Linked DNA regions of Homo sapiens: region 2 is linked to region 1. Evidence: read pairs that join two places in POLR2A ChIA-PET (ENCODE). Cell type or tissue: OCI-LY7. All regions are shown on one strand. Each heading gives the region's core, and the rest is flanking DNA. Links, peaks and the distances in the headings are about the cores only. Region 1 overlaps CUX2 (cut like homeobox 2). Region 2 overlaps GPN3 (GPN-loop GTPase 3).

Region 1 (2,906 bases), core at 219-2,718:
GGGGGCCAGGGGACAATTCTGTAACTAAGCCAGTCTACCTTCGTCCAGAGATCAAGAGAGCCTCCCTGGTTAAATAAGACAGCCTCCAGGCTGCACAAAACTTCCGGCACAATGAGCAAGACAGACATGCATTGAACAGTATCACATAAATCACTTCTATTGCTTAAAAGGTGGATGCACCAGCTGCAGTGGCTCATGCCTGTCATCTCAGCAGTTTGGGAGGCTGAGATGGAAAGATCACTTGAACCCAGAAGTAGGAGACCAGCCTGGGCAAACAGTGAGACCTCCATCTCCCCCCAGCCCAGAAAAATTAGCCAGACATGGTGGCACACGCCTGTAGTCCCAGATACTGGGGAGGTTGAGGTGGGAGGATGCCTTGAGCCTAAGGGGTTGAGTCTGCAGTGAGCTGGGACTGCACCACTGCTCTTAGCCTGGGCAACCGAGCAAGACCCTGTCTCAAAGAAAAAAGGTGGATGCTGCCAAAAGCTAGGTGCTGTTGCAACCGGGGCACAGGGGGAAGACACAGGTCTCTGACCCCAGTCCCCAAGCTCAGTTAACAGCAGAAGTTACTTACCTGGCAGGAAAACCAGGCTTCCAGCATGACCCTTGCCTCCCTCTGCCCGCTCCCGGTCCCCGTCCACTTCTCGGGCCCTTCCGCCACAATGAGGTGGCCAGGGCTGCTCACACCGGGCCCAGCCGCAGCCTGTTCCCCTCCTTCATGCGGCTCTTGGAGTGATCGATTCTGCCACGGGAATGGCCAGGATAATTTTTGCTTAGCTTCAAATACCTCGTTTTCAGGAATTCCTCTGCCAGAAGGTTATAAAGCTTCCTCTAAAATGTGGGGGAAAGATTAAGCCTGCTTATGGTTAATAATACACTGTCCCCTGTCCGTCAAATTGCCTGTCTGCTATTGAAAGTTCACTATTAGATACTTATTTAAACAGCCTCGCAAGGCTTCTGAAGAAAGTGCAGTTATGCATTTTTCCCCTCCTTGCTGGCGCGAACGACTATAGATAAACATCAATTGGCTCCTGCGGATCACAGTCACAGTAAATAAATTTTTCAGGAAGCTTGAGATCCGCACAAAGGCTCCGCCAAGCTCCCATTTCACACAACATCAATGTTTGGCCTCCAAGAAATAAAAGCTCTAAGGTGTCCATCGCCAGGGCAAAATTATCAATTGTCAAGTCACTTTTAAAAGAAAAAGAAGATAGAGGGTTTCAGGGAGCCATTTCATCCTGCAGCTTAAAATAAAAGGAAGAGCGACAGGCGCTTCACCCACAAACTAACCACTGGGACTTCCCCCTAAAAGCTCAGGTGTTCATCGCCCCCCCGTCAAATTTCTGGCCCCAGCCCTGCTGCCCTGGGTGAGCTGAAGCAGTCAGTTCAGCTTGGAGCTGCCGGTTCCAGCTGAGTTCAGTGACTTCAGTGACTCAGGCGTTGGGTTATTTTTACTTTCTCAAAGTGGGTTTTTTTTTTTCACTACTTTTAGAAGTGGCAGACGAGGCTTGTCTATTATAAAATATTTGTTGCAAACACGCACTTACTTGCTCACCGCCCCACACACAGTTCTCGTCTGTGTAAAAATCTCAAGTCGCCGTGGTGTGAGGGGCAGGAGATGCAAAAGCTAGGACACCCTCCTGGGCGAGCCAGAGTTTATGTAACAGCACAGTTCTACTGGAGTCGGGGTCATCTAAGCTGGGAACCTGAAACAGGTGTCATTTTCCAGATAGGGAAACTGAGGTACAGGGGAGCCAGAGGAAGTGAGACATAGAGGTGGATGTACCTGCATTTGCATCTCAGCTCCACTACGTTCCAACTGCATGGCCTTGGGCAGGAAACTTAAATCTGTTGGGCCTGGCCTGGTGCAGTGGCTCATGCTTGCAGTCCCAGCACTTTGGGAGGCCAAGGCAGGTGGATCTCTTGAGCCCAGGAATTCGAGACCAGCCTGGGCAATATGGCAAAAACTTGTCTCTACAAAAAATACAAAAATTAGCTGAGCTTGTTGGCATGTACCTGTGGTTCCAGCTACTCGGGAGGATGAGGTGGGGAGGATCATTTGAGCCTGGGAGGCAGAGGCTGTAGTAAGCCATGATCGGGCCACTGCACTCCAGCCTGGGCAACATAGTGAGAACTTTTCTTAAAAAAAAAAAAAAAAAAAAAAAAAAATCTGCCAGAGCTTTGGTTTCCTTATCAGGAAAATAAATATGGATTACTACAGCTGTCCCTTCCTCAGAGGGTCACTGCAAAGATTAGCCTCTGCCATTCCTATTTGCCAGCTTTATTATTAAAGGTCTTAGACCCTCCTAGCCAATCGCTGGCAGGACCAGGGCTGGATGTGAGAAAGGAACACTGTTCTTGGAGGCAGCAGATCCAGCCCTGATTCCAGGCCTGTCACTTTTGCTTACGGCTCCTCTCCCAGTCCCAGATTCTTTGTCCAAATGAGACCTTGGACTAGTCAGTGTCTAGCATTAAAACCCACAGTGATGTCTTCCCAACAGCCGCATTGGGAAGGTACTATTATTATGCCCAATTTACAGAGATGAAAATTGAGGGTCTGGGAAAGGCAAGCTGTGAGGAAAGGCCAATAGCCTAGACCTCAGCTCAGCCTGCTCAGAAGACTCTGCTCCTCCTGCCTGACCACACAGCCCCCTGTTTGCAGCCAAGACTTCAAGTCTCAGTGTTTCATTCAGAGACACATCTGGGACTAACAGCTGGAGCCCTTCTTCCTGCCTGCGGATGGGGGAGACATTCGCACACCCTCTCTCTTCTTCACCACAAAACTCCTAACAAAGGTCAGGGTGAAAAGGACACCCTTGCTCTCAACGTTTTCTAAAGATGCTGGTATTGGGTTGAATTGTGGTACCCTAAAATTCACATCATCTTGAACCTCAGAATGTGACCTT
Region 2 (2,906 bases), core at 272-2,771, 640 kb after region 1:
TTTTTCCCCTTGCTTTTAATTGACCATACATATACCCACAGAAAAGTATATATGTCATAAGTATACAGCTTGATGAATATTCCCAAACTATAGATATCTTTGTAGCACTTATTTATTTATTTTTGTAGAGATAGGATCTCACTATATTGCTCAGGCTGCTCTCAAAGTCCTGGGCTCAAGCTATCCTCCCACCTTAGCCTCCCAAAGTGCTGGGATTACAGGTGTGTGAACCATGGCATCTGGCCAATAACACTCATATTGATTGGCAGAAAACTAAAGTGTGAAGAACCTCATTTTCTTTCTTTCTTTCTTTTTTTTTATTTTTAAAGACAGAGTCTTACTCTGTCGCCCAGGCTGGAGTGCAGTGGCGTGATCTTGGCTCACTGCAGCCTCCTCCTCCCGGGTTTAAGCAATTCTTGTGCCTCAGCATCCCACAGGCGCGCACCACCACGCCTGGCTAATTTTTGTGTATTTTTAGTAGAGATGGGGTTTCACTATGTTGGTCAGGCTGGTCTTGAACTCCTGGCCTCAAGTGATCCACCTGCCACAGCCTCCCAAAGTGCTGGGATTACAGGCATGAGCCACCCTGCCCAACCAGAGAACCTCATTTTCTACATAAAACTTAATAGTTAGGGATTCCTATGGTGGCAGTACCTTAGGTTTTATGATTGCTTTGAGAGGCTGTGGGCCCCTTAAAAATGTGTTGGCTTTTATTTTTGTCCATCTTATGGGGAAAATTTGTTTCCTCTAACTTGATGATTTAACATACTTGCTATTTCTAAAATTCTTGCAATACTCTTCATGTAGGTCAGATTGAGTTGTACACTCACCTGCCTGTGATGAAACAGCTGGTCCAGCAGCTCGAGCAGTGGGAGTTCCGAGTCTGTGGAGTTTTTCTTGTTGATTCTCAGTTCATGGTGGAGTCATTCAAGGTCTGAAGCTAAATCTCTTACAGATTTTTTTTTTTTTTTTTTTTTTTTTTTTGTGTGTGTGACAGAGTCTTACTCTGTTGCCTAGGCTGGAGCGCAGTGGCGTGATCTCAGCTCACTGCAACCTCCGCCTCCCAGTTCAAGTGATTCTTGTGCCTCAGCCTCCTGAGTAGCTGGAATTACAGGTGTGTGCCATCATGCCTGGCTAATTTTTGTATTTTTAGTAGAGACGGGGTTTTACCATGTTGGCCAGGCTGGTCTCAAACTCCTGACCTCAAACATCAAGTGATCCACCTGCCTTGGCCTCCCAAAGTTCTCTTAAAGATTTTTAAACTATGAGTTCAAGCAGATGACAGTTCCTTTAATTATTGTGTGATTCTGAACATTTCACAAATGATTCCAGAGTTACTTTATCCCTTTTATTATTAAATTATAACATGTTGTTAATCAAAAATAGTAAATTATTATATCATAGAGATTTAGGAGGAACTGCTTACCAAGAAAAAAACTGAGGTTGCTGGGTGAAGTGGTTCACAGCTATAATCTTAGCACTTTGGGAGGCCAAGGCAGGAGGATTGCTTGAGCCCAAGAGTTTCGGACCTGCTTGGGCAACAGAGTGAGACCCTGTCTCTACAAAAAATATAAAAATTAGCTAGACGTTGTGGCACATGCCTGTAGTCCCAGCTACTTGGGAAGCTGAAGTGGGAGGATCGCTTGAGTACAGGAAGCAGAGGTTGCAGTGAGCCAAGATCGCCAAGATCGCACCATTGCACACCAGCCTGAGTGACAGAGTGAGACTCTGTCTCAAAAAAAAAAAAAAAGAGGAAGTAGTGGGGGAGAAAAAACTGAAGCAGATGGCTATTTTATAAAATAGTCTATTTTTAATTTTCTGAGGACCTTTTGTCCAGTTTATGAACTACCAAGATCAAATTTTTTATTAATAGCTCTTAAGGAATATTAGATGGGAAAGGAAATTAAAATGCTGTCTAAATTGAAATTTGTGATCACTGTATGTTATCTATATCTTCCCTCACCTTTGGGAACCAAGAATCAAGCATTTGATTCCCAATGATTTGGGAACATTTTTTTCTATATGGCTAGCATTACTTTTAATAAAATATAAATAATTTTGCCTTTTCCACATGTTCTGAACTGGCATTTCTTTTTTTTTTTTTTTTTTTTTGAGACCAAGTTTTGCCGTTGTTGCCCAGGCTGGAATGTGGTGGCGCAATCTTGGCTCACGGGAACCTCCGCCTCCTGGGTTCAAGTGATTCTCCTGCCTCAGACTCTTGAGTAGCTGGGATTACAGGCACATGCCACCATGCCTGGCTAATTTTGTATTTTTAGTAGAGACAAGGTTTCACCACGTTGGCCAGGCTGGTCTTGAACTCCTGACCTGAGGTGATCTGCCCGCCTCAGCCTCCCCAAGTGTTGGGATTACAGGCATGAGCCACCACGTCCAGCTTGCATTTCTTTTATTTAGGCCAGTTCTGTTCCAGTGAGGAATAGAAGACTCTTTATGCAGACCAGGTAACTGTTGGCAACAGTCAGTTCATCTTCCCTTTTCTGTTTCCTCCTTCAGTTTATTTCTGGCATCTTGGCAGCCCTGAGTGCCATGATCTCTCTAGAAATTCCGCAAGTCAACATCATGACAAAAATGGATCTGCTGAGTAAAAAAGCAAAAAAGGAAATTGAGAAGTGAGTTCACTGTTCTTCCATTATTATCAGATCTCAGTTGCAGAGATGAACCTTCTGTTTTATTTAGATGGGAAGTTTGGCTGGTTTATAAACCTAGTCTCCTGAATTCATCAGTCTTTCTGTCTTTTAAAGATTTTTAGATCCAGACATGTATTCTTTATTAGAAGATTCTACAAGTGACTTAAGAAGCAAAAAATTCAAGAAACTGACTAAAGCTATATGTGGACTGGTAAGCTTTTAAAGTTTGGATTTTTTGGCCAGGTGCAGTGGCTAATGCCT

The links. ChIA-PET counts read pairs that join two places held together with the same protein. Peaks named below come from ENCODE experiments on the same cell type or tissue, not always from the same donor. Only the 100,000 strongest peaks of a DNase experiment are listed, where the experiment ranks them.
Region 2: POLR2A ChIA-PET joins it to region 1 with 14 read pairs; 3 of 35 experiments call an interaction of 5 or more read pairs at or near these places.

What each region holds. Positions count from the first base shown.
Region 1 is chr12:111,092,069-111,094,974 of GRCh38, reverse strand. All of the region lies in intron 1 of CUX2 (cut like homeobox 2), which reads right to left. Among named protein-coding and RNA genes, the nearest start is that of CUX2, 59 kb to the right of the region's middle. In OCI-LY7, for the core only: no CTCF peak of the experiment used is centred there; DNase peaks (open chromatin) are centred at 1,384 and 1,834; H3K4me3 peaks cover 1,799 bases; H3K27ac peaks cover 2,500 bases.
Region 2 is chr12:110,455,536-110,458,441 of GRCh38, reverse strand. It overlaps GPN3 (GPN-loop GTPase 3), which reads left to right. Exons shown (of 8, transcript NM_016301.4): 4 at 808-932; 5 at 2,512-2,627; 6 at 2,760-2,856. Among named protein-coding and RNA genes, the nearest start is that of ARPC3, 6.7 kb to the right of the region's middle. In OCI-LY7, for the core only: no CTCF peak of the experiment used is centred there; DNase peaks (open chromatin) are centred at 927, 1,221 and 1,691; H3K4me3 peaks cover 1,692 bases; H3K27ac peaks cover 2,500 bases.